3 separate regions of the Homo sapiens genome follow, and regions 1 and 2 are each linked to region 3. The links are chromatin contacts, found by Hi-C or POLR2A ChIA-PET in ENCODE. All regions are on one chromosome and are shown on one strand. The core of a region is the stretch at or near the end of the contact, and the rest is flanking DNA. Distances in the headings are between cores, read along the strand shown.

Evidence for each region. A loop is a pair of places that touch in the nucleus more often than their neighbours do. ChIA-PET counts read pairs that join two places held with the same protein, here RNA polymerase II (POLR2A). Pooled maps may share reads with other maps.
Region 1: a loop to region 3 is called in a map of HCT116, with 4 times the contacts of the local background. The contact joins two enhancer-like sites. A Hi-C loop is called at or near these places in 1 of 168 maps with a recorded cell type or tissue (HCT116) and 6 of 50 pooled maps. POLR2A ChIA-PET finds 5 or more read pairs at or near these places in 1 of 52 experiments (HCT116).
Region 2: a pooled map shows a loop between it and region 3 (2.7-fold over the local background). The contact joins two enhancer-like sites. A Hi-C loop is called at or near these places in 7 of 50 pooled maps. POLR2A ChIA-PET finds 5 or more read pairs at or near these places in 3 of 52 experiments (BJ, H1 and activated naive CD4-positive, alpha-beta T cell).

What each region holds. Positions count from the first base shown.
Region 1 is chr18:3,701,978-3,705,570 of GRCh38, forward strand. The region is part of intron 7 of DLGAP1 (DLG associated protein 1); the gene reads right to left. Among named protein-coding and RNA genes, the nearest start is that of DLGAP1-AS6, 51 kb to the left of the region's middle. Within about 2 kb of position 1,839, at least 5 of the 41 ENCODE cell types and tissues checked have a DNase peak (open chromatin) inside an H3K27ac peak, as active enhancers do.
Region 2 is chr18:3,539,753-3,543,025 of GRCh38, forward strand. The region is part of intron 9 of DLGAP1 (DLG associated protein 1); the gene reads right to left. Among named protein-coding and RNA genes, the nearest start is that of DLGAP1-AS1, 53 kb to the right of the region's middle. Within about 2 kb of position 1,644, at least 6 of the 41 ENCODE cell types and tissues checked have a DNase peak (open chromatin) inside an H3K27ac peak, as active enhancers do.
Region 3 is chr18:3,279,769-3,283,016 of GRCh38, forward strand. No RefSeq gene overlaps it. Among named protein-coding and RNA genes, the nearest start is that of MYL12-AS1, 19 kb to the left of the region's middle. Within about 2 kb of position 1,868, at least 4 of the 41 ENCODE cell types and tissues checked have a DNase peak (open chromatin) inside an H3K27ac peak, as active enhancers do.

The DNA of each region.
Region 1 (3,593 bases), core at 589-3,088, 420 kb after region 3:
TGAGATGTATACATTTATGTTATTCTCTATGTATGAGTACCCTGACACTACCTTTATTTTAATTAATTAAATTAATTATTTATTTACTTTTGAGACAGAGTCTCATACTTGTCCCCCATGCTGGAGGGCAATGGCACAATCTCGGCTCAATGCAACCTTTGCCTCCCGGGTTCAAGCGATTCTCCTGCCTCAGCCTCCCAAGTAGCTGGGATTACAGGCGTCTGCCACCACGCCCGGCATGAAGTTTCACCATGTTGGCTAGGTTGGTCTCGAACTCCTGACCTCAGGTGATCCGCCCACCTCGGCTTCCCAAAGTGCTGGGATTACAGGCGTAAGCCGCTCCTGACGTCTACCTTGAATTTTAAAATAGCAGGTGTGCTTCATGGTGCTCAATTGGATATGCTTCACAGGAGTAAACATGTTTGGGAAATGTTATCAAAACCAGGAAGGCATAAATTGCTACCTTTCTATGGGATGGCAATAGACAAGTTCCCAAGAGAGGCAGCAACAGACCCCTAGGGGAGAGCCTGGCAGGGTTGTGGACTTCCTGCATGCAGGCGCCCTAGGATCCTGGGCTTCTTCCTAGACCCTTCCCTGGGTTTGAGAGACAGGGGAGCGAGGCAGGCTATGGGATCCTATATGTATCATCTTAGAAGTAATCAGATACAACAAGGTAGCTGGCATCTTAGCAAATCACACAGCTGGAAGACTTTAAGTAAATCTCTGTGGGGAGCCAGAGGGCTCAGATCTGGAAGGAGACAGCTGCTGGATGAGGAATAAGTAACAACTGAAAAGTCAGGGCAGCCCAGTGGCAGGCCCCTTACCAGTGGGGTTGAGGAGAATGACAGGCTCGCTCCTGCAGCCACTCAGGTACAGGCAGTTCATCCAGGAAGCAGTAAGGGACAGAGGGAGAAGAGAGAGGACAGGGATCCAAGTCCCAGAAAGGAGTATAAGATGGAGACTTTGTCTTAGAAATTGACATGAAAGCTTACTTGCTAGGACAAAGGCAAGCAAGGGTCTCTGGAGTGTTCTCAATTCTGTGAAGGCAGGATCAGCCCAGAGCTGGTTAAGATGTGGAGCCTGATGGTGCCAACAGGTCATGAGGCCATTCAGGGAAAACAAGGGTTAGGAAGGAGGATGGGGACCCAGGCACATGATGGCACTAGAGGTCCTGAATTCCAAATTCCAGAATCTTTGAAGTGGTGTCAAGATTGTGTCTCAGGATCACCGGATATAGCTGGTCCTTGGGATGGAATGTGGCGCTGTCCTGACAAAAGACCTGAACTTGCCAACTGAGAGCCTTTGATTCACGTGCTCTGAATTTTATTGCATTTACTCCAAATGCCACTGGGCAGTTGTCCATGCATAGGCTGGAGAAATTAATAGGAAGGGCAAGAAAACATGAGAAGTATCATAAAGAAATACTATAAAGGACAAATAAATGAGACTGGTAGTGAACTAGACAGACACAGAAAATAGAGGACAGAAATTCCCAGAACTGCTTCAAGCACGAAAGTGCAGTGGCCCTGATCTCTGTAGAAGGAGGAGTGTGAGGAGGATGTGTGTTCAGAGGAGAGCGAGTGGCTGTTGTCCACTTGTTTCTTTTTAGAAGACGGAGGGATATTTGAAAGTTCACTAGATATGGACACATTCTCTGCATTCTTCTTCTCTTTTCGTTCTTTTTTGTTTTTTGTTTTTGTTTTTTAATTCTAGAAAAGAATTGTTTCTTATTTTCCTCCCGAAGATGCAACCAAATGCCCTCTTTTCTGGAAACATTTTAGTTGCAGCTTCACAGACTCCATTTACGGTTGACATGCATTCTTTCCCCTATGAACACACCTCAGCAGCCGCCAGAGGGAGACTTTCCACACACGGTTTTTGCGAAGAGAATTTCCTTGGAGATTACTGCACCCTACATGATACAAATTCCTCCCCACGTTCCCCTTCACAGGCAGGGCTTCTAATCTTGACAGTTCCCAGAGCAGCAGTCATGGCTATATCAGGCAATTATACCATTGGGAACATTAGGGCTGCTTTGTAAAACCATAAGCACCCAAGAACAGATACTTTAAAAAATGTAAAAACAAGACAGCAGTGACAGCAGAAAGGACACAGCAGCTGAGTCACCTCACTGCATTTCTCCACATCCTAGCCCCTAGGAGGATGCTCTGCGGGGCCCACGGGAAGGGCTGAGTGCCACATGCCAGGGACCCCAGAGGTTGGCAAGAATGGCTTTGCCTAGAGACCATGCTTCCTTTCAGGTGTTGCAGGGAGAGGTGGCAATTCTGTTTCCCACATTAAAGAAAAAATTGACCGGGTGTGGTGGCTCATGCCTGTAATCCCAGCACTTTGGGAGGTCGAGGCAGGTGGATTACTTGAGGTCAGGAGTTCGAGACCAGCCTGGACAACATGGTGAAACCCTGTCTCTACTAAAAATACAAAAATTAGCTGGTGTGGTGGCAGGCGCCAGTAATCCCAGCTACTCGGGAGGCTGAGGCAGGAGAATCGCTTGAACCCGGGAGGCAGAGGTTGCAGTGAGCCGAGACTGCACCACTGCACTCCAGACTCCAGCCTGGGTGACACAGCGAGACTCCATCTAAAAAAAAAAGAAAAAGAAAAAATTAAATTTCATGACTTAGTGAGAAATGGTCATTTTGGGGGTCCATTGCTTGATTTTTTTTTTTAAATCTTCTTAAACAACTCTGAATTAAAATGTCTGAGAGAACACAGTGACTCATGCCTCTCCACTTCCCAGCTTTCCAACTGAGCAGCCCACTGGGTTGGAGGTATCTTGCCAAGAGGGAAGTATTTTTAATTTGGGCTTTATCTGTCACTCAGCTGTGGTCATAGAGACTGGCAGGAATGCATGCAATTAGAAGAAGAAAGAACACCTTTATGATTCCATAATATTAGTATTTAATGCCTTTTGGATGTTTTGGATAGCAGTCTTGTGTAAAGAGACAAGACATGAATACATGCAAAAGCAAATGAGAAAAGTCAGCATTTATAACACTATATTTGGGGATTCCAGAATTGGGTAATAGAGGACAAAAGTGTGCATCTCTAAGGAGTTATTTCTGTAGTTCAGTTCACAAACTGCAGAGTGGAATAAGCTTAGCAGATAGAAATAAGACATTCAGTTTTTTATTAGAAGAGAAACACACATAATTTGGTAGGGCTATTTAAATTTTTGAGTCAAACGAATTTTGTTGGCATGATGACTTCAGCGAACCATCTGCAAGGCTATCTGAAAGGACTCTAAAATAAATGAAGGGATTATTCCAGTTTATTTTGTGGAAAGAAACATTTTCAACTTTTCAGGCTACTTTTTTTTTTTTTTTCCAGGAAACTTCAGGGGGTTAGAATGCAGTTTTGCTTTGCTCTGTATACCTCCTTGTCAACAGCATTGTGCTTGTATGGTGCAGTATTATAGTTGCAATGAGTTATCTGTATTTATCCCTTAAAAATTTGCTGGAAAATATGGAGCTAAACATATCATACTGATTTAGTCGCAGTATAATTCTTCATAAAAGGCTACTCTGCCCAAACCATCAGACCCCAAGGAGCATTAAAATATTGTTTCACCAAGGGCC
Region 2 (3,273 bases), core at 394-2,893, 260 kb after region 3:
CTTTATGACATCCATGCTTTGGAACTACAAGACACTCAACTGATGAGACTCAAGTCATGAACTTATTTTTAGGAGAGTAGCTTAGTCTTTCCATCATAGAATCCCCTGGCCTCTGCTTAGCGTCTTTATCCCTCTCATTCACATAATGGCTGCTTTTCAAGGCTAAGTCCAGTTTCAAAGAGAGCAATGCTAGCACTCTGCTATTCTTTCTTTCTTTGTACATGCCTTTAGACATTTTAAACTAAGCCTTCTGTCAAGGCTGAATATATGTGGGATCTGAAATGCTACTCCTAGAAAGTGCAACCATCTTGGTATTTTATGAAATGGCACCCTTTCACTGATGTAAAAACCAAGATGTCTCATTACATAAAATAAAAGACAGATCAAAATAAGGCACGGGCGTGAGGAGACCGAGATCAAGAATTCAAGCTTGGCTGGGTGCAGTGGCTCACGTCTGTAGTCCCAGCACTTCGGGAAGCCAAGGCGGGCAGATCACTTGAGGCCAGGAGTTCGAGACCAGCCTGGGCAACATGGCAAAATCCCGTCTCCACTAAAAATACAAAAATTAGCCTGACATGGTGGTACGTGGCTATAGTCCCAGCTACTCGGGAGGCTAAGGCACGAGAATGGCTTGAAGAACCCGGGAGGCAGAGGCTGCAGTAAGCCGAGATTGCACCACTGCACTCCAGTTTGGGCAACAGAGTGAGGCCCTGTGTCAAAAAAAAAAAAAAAAAAAAAAAAAAAAATTCAAGCTCCCCCAAAAGAGGTTTACTTAGGTTTACTAATTTGGATCAGCTTCCAAATTAGAATCATGCATGGGAGGGCGCAGGCATAAGCATCCCTTGTGCAAAAATTCAGGTGGGAGGAACCCTCCTACCCTCCATTTATATACGGTTAGCACTGTCCTATCACCAGATTTTAAAACTATCTCAAGACAAACATCCATCTGTTATTTCAAATCCTCTATGTTCATCATTCCTTTGCTTAAATACATCATGCTTGAAGATGTCTTTAAAGTAAAGGAAAATAGGATAGGCTTTCTATAAAAAAATTTTCTCTACCCCAAATAATTGTGATGTTTTTCTCAAATAAAATAAAGGGAGGAAATAGAAAATAATGAGAGTGGACGTGTTGTCATCTGGTAACTTCTGAGAGGGCCCAGCATGCTGCCAGCCTCTTTTTAGCACCAGCTGGGCAGGTGCTAATACCTTTGATGGGCTGTCACTATAGGAACCCTGGTTAGGAGTCTCAACAAAACATCCTTGAACTGAATGTGCCCCCAGAAGGAACTGCTTTACCTCCGCAACTGGAAGGTTAGGTCACTCCTTGGCTACTGACCCGAGGTAACTAACAAAGCATGAGCAGTCTCACTAACAATTATGTTTTACTGAGTCTTGTCAAATGGAGGCTGTAGGCTTGTAAGTCCGATGGTTTTCTTTCTGCACACTAAGTTATTTTGAAAAATACATAAAAAGGAAGAAAGAGAGAGAGAAAGAGAAGGAGGGAGGGATGGCAGAAAGAAAGAAGAAGGGAAAGAAAAGGAAAAGAAAAGAAAAAAGGAAGCTGTGAGGCTTATCAGGAGTTATGCCAAGTTTCAGGCTTTTGAAATTTGAAACGCCTGAATGCCACGCCTTTAAAACTCAGGTGTACAGTAAGGAACTATTTGGCTAGGTCATGATATTGTTAACTTGGCAAAGAAAAGAGATTACTTTTCAAGTGCAATTTCAAGGGTGGGTACTGGGCTGTGAGGTACTCCAAGGAAACTTTGAAGAGTGGGGACTGATCCAAAGCTCCTGGGTTGACAAAGAAGCAATGTTTTTTGATTGCCAAAGGTCTTTCCAAGTCTGTGGTCCCTGAACTGGCTGTCAGATGTTGCCTCAATTTTGGCTTTATGTTTTAATATCCTGCTTAGTTGAAAAGGCACAAATCACTACAAGCCCTAAAGTTTACATATTTAAGTCCCTTGCGATCAAAAGAGATCTTTTATAGTAGCTGACATTGTGCTATAAGAGAAAACAATGCTACCTTTCCACTTGCTTGTTCCACCCAGTTACGAAGGCTGTGAGCTTTGATGTGTGAAGCAAGGAAGATTTTAAAAACTCAGAATTGGGTCACTTCTGGAAATGCAAATGGAAACAGAGGCAATATTGGTGGAAAAAAAAAAAGGGGTAACAGTCCTATTCACTGAGGCATTTGTTTCTAGAGACGAGGAGTGGCTCTCATAATATGTCACCGGGGCTTTCCTTCAACACCTCTGACTCAGTCTGTGCATTCACAGATCTACTGGAATGGTAGGTGCCATTCACAGGCATATTTAATGCCAGCATTTTTTCTCTTTCACATTAAGTATGTCCTGGAGGTCTAAATGTTATGTGTAATGTATAAAAGGTATACTAGGAGAGAAGGAGGTTGCTCCACCAACAGAAGATCAGAAAGAGCAGAAACTTTTATGCAAATCATCAAAATACGCATCTGCTCCCATTTCCACCCCACTGATGTAAATGAAAAGATCCTGGCTTTCCCTTTAGGTATACACACCTCTGAACACACAAAGCTTGCTCTAGACATTCACTATTAGTCAATTTCACCTGTTTATTAAAAATTGATAAGGCTGGAGAGTTGATGAGGCAGAAAAAGAGGCCACAGAGTAGTTTGCCATCCCTTTTTCTAGGAAAAGTGTTCTCTTCTGATTTTCTGGATGCTGAAGGAAAAGAGTTCTCGCAGCAACACTGAATTCCACTTGGATGATCTCTAAAGATTTCAGACAGTGGATAAATCATTTGTAAAGGCACAGATGAAAATATTAAGTATACATACACCAGAAAAATAACATCCTGGAATTCGCTTTCCAGAACATTGTTATGAGACCAGTAGCTTCTTTGCATACCCCCAAGAATGACAGTTGTCACTTGTCAGTTTGACACTGTCAGTAAGGAACTAAGGAGTATACAATTGCAAAGTTTCTGCCTCCCCTTAACACTTTCAGTTGTGAAGATGGGCGATGATTGCTTTATAAATTATTACAAATTACATCAGAAATATCTCACTTTAGGAAACGTAGCCGAGTTGGAATGGAGGCAGGAAGCCAGAACCTGTACCACACACTTATTCACACTTATCTCTTGTTTCTGAAGTGGAGATTATGACAGCAATATAGCTACCTGGGAACTATAGTAATAAGCAGAAAGGCAAAATCCAGGACATAGGTCCTAAACTTCAACTAGGAGTCTCTATCTATATGTAACACAACCCTAAAGTTGAGGAAACACTGAT
Region 3 (3,248 bases), core at 618-3,117:
AGGATCAGGGCGAGGCTGTCGTGTGGTAGGAGCATCGGGAGAGCACATGGATGATACGGGTCCAGGGAGGGTATTTGGAGCAGAGTCCTAATGTGAAATGCAGGGAAGAAAGGTGATTTATATTTTTAAAATCAGTGTTGGTGCTGTGTCTTGAATGGAGGGGCACGAAGAGAAGCAAGAAGGCCGGTATGGAGGCTGTTGCCGTCGTCCAGGCAAGAGGGGGCAGCATGGACTCAGGTCCAGGGGAGATAGCTATAAAACGCCTCTCCGGGTCCTATCTGTTTCCTCCCCTCCAGCTCAGCCTTGTTTCCATCTCTGGCATAATCGTAACTGTGCTTATTTTATTGATCTGCTTAAAGCCAGATTTGAAAAATTGAGAGAAAAGTTTTGAAGATTAAAAACAAAAAAACTTAGTTGTTTCTCGACTGCCTTACGTTTACCTGACACACTGTTCTGTTTCATCTGTATTATTTGTGAAGAGTGTTGTGGAATCCAGTAGTGGAAGACACCTGGGCCAAGACTTTGTTTCTTTTTGGTGTCCAGTAAATATTATTAATGATGACGATGAAAACTTTGTCTACTTAATATCTCCTTTTGAGAACCACATAGTGACAATCTCCTAAGTTGATGGTTGATTCTGTGGCCACTGCAGTGAGTGTGTGTGTGTGGTCACATAGTGAAAATGCACTGAGTATTCACTATGTACGAAGCACGTTACACAACTGCCCTTTGAGGTAGGTCTTTTTGGGTTTTTTTTGTTTTTTTTTTTTGAGACAGAGTCACTCAGGCTGAAGTACAGTGGCACAGTCTTGGCTCACTGCAACCTCCACTTGCAGGTTCAATCAAGCGATTCTCGTGCCTCGGCCTCCCAAGTAGTTGGAATTACAGGTGTGCACCACCACACCTGGCTAATTTTCGTATTTTTAGTAGAGATGGGGTTTCACTATGTTGGCCAAGCTGGACTCAAACTCCTGGCCTCAAGTGATCCGCCCGCCTCAGCCTCCCAAAGTGCTGGGATTACAGGCATGAGCCACCGCGGCCGGCCTGAGGTAGGTATTGTTATCCCTGTTCTACAAATGAAATGTCAGGGGGCAAGGAAGTAACTTCCCAAAGTTACACAGGGAATAAGCAGTGGGGCAGTCACCTGAGCGCAGGCAGTTGTGCTCCTCCCAAGAAAGTGATTATGGAAACACCGTCGATAGTTTCTTATGGTCATGAGCCAGTTTTACAAGCGTTTGTGAATTGTGCTTGATCCTCAGAACGCTAGGAAGTGGATAAAGTAGGAATTGTCATCCCATTTCACAGATGAGATTACTGAAGTTACCTGACCTGCTCAACTTTGTATAACTAAAGAAGCTAGAGAAATGTCGAGCTTCTAACCTTTTTGACCGAGATGGGTGCTTCTCATTAAACCTATAATTTCCTAATTACATAATTAGTACCTGTAGCCTGATCAGAATGTCTCACAATGTATATATTTAATACTGTCTATCCTACGAGCAGCAATTATACTGATTTGCATCTCAAAATTGATATGTGTTAAAATATAAGAAACAGAAATATAAAATAAATTTATATTTCTTAAATTATAAGAAACACAGTTTTTGAAATAGAAACATAAACTACTGAAAAATCGGGTATAAAAAGATCCCTTAGAAACATCATCTGGGAAATCTGAATGAGGATGTAAAGATTTATCACATACTAAAATTTCAAGAAAAGGTTTCTTGTATAGAAAAATGATGAAGATGATGGATTGCACATATCACACAGTCTCTTAAGTGGATCTTTTTTTTTTAGAATGGTTGTCATAGGCAATTTTAGAGACAATAACTAGAAGTGTCACTAGGTGGCACTATTGTTCTTAATATAGTACTGTCTTAACCCATTCCCTAATGAATTTGAGATAAAGCAGCCAAATCATGAGTATCTAGACAGCATTATTGTCAGTAATGCTGTGACTTTCTCAAAGTTGTTTCTTAAATAATTGATGAAAAGTCTTACAATTAAATTCATACTATTTCATGAGCCCCAAATGTAGGGAATAATCTCTAGGACTCCTTTTTACAAATATCAATGGCAAATTCCCTTCCCCTTCTCCACCCCTTTTGCCTTTTCCTTCCCCTTCCCCTCCCCTCTTTTTTCCTTCCTTCCTTCCTTCCTTCCTTCCTTCCTTCCTTCCTTCCTCCTTCCTTCATTAATTTACAAGTATTTATTGAGTGCTTGGAAAGTGCCAGAATCTCAGCTTGGCTCCAGTGGCTTTTACACCGAAATAATGACCTTTGTTGAACATGAGATCATAGGCTTTGCACTGAAAAGACCAGACTTCCTCCACTTACTGACTTGAACAAGTCGTTCTTGTTACCATCACTTCAATTTTAGAGATGAGAAGGCTAAAGCACAGAGCTAGTGGTTATGTATGAAAATACTCTGTAAAATTATGCTTTATATAGGAATGCTATTATTACCACCTCAGGAATGTTGAGAACTGTATCTATTATAGTTCTAGATAATATACTCTAATAAGGCACCTAAGCTGATGAAAAACAGGTCTAGCACAAATGACTATGAGACAGCTTCTATTTTTTTTTTCTTTGAGATGGAGTCTTGCTCTGTCACCCAGGCTGGAGTGCAATGGCGTGATCTCGGCTCACTGCAACCTCCACCTCCCAGGTTCAAGAGATTCTCCCGCCTCAGCCTCCCAAGTAGCTGGGACTACAGGCGCCTGCCACCACGCCCAGCTAATTTTTGTATTTTTAGTAGAGACAGGGTTTTGCCATGTTGGCCAGGCTGGTCTCAAAAGGTACGAAAAGTATTTTGTGAGATGCGTATGAATGGGGGTGTTTAAATATAAAACACTGTTCTAACACGTCTCACAGGAGACCAGCCTAATCTTTTACCAGCCGCACTTAACTGCAGTTGATTGTATTGCCAGGACACAGGCTTCCTTTCAGACAGTCATTCTTAATGAACTTGATGATGATTCATATTTCCTCGTGGACACTGGTAACTAGCACAGCGAAAACCAATCTGAGGACCTTCGTCTACTCGCATTTTTTAATAATCCGAGTGTAAATTGAGGTTGGCTCATTTGGGAGGTTGTGCTTACTGTACTTTTTCTCAAGTAATCTTTTATTCAATCTATTTATTCAGTTCTTACTTACTGAAGTGTACATTACATCTGAGAGCCGAGGGTGATAGCGAAACTAGGACCCTACTCTCTGGGAGTGTTTTAATGCCCAGCACTT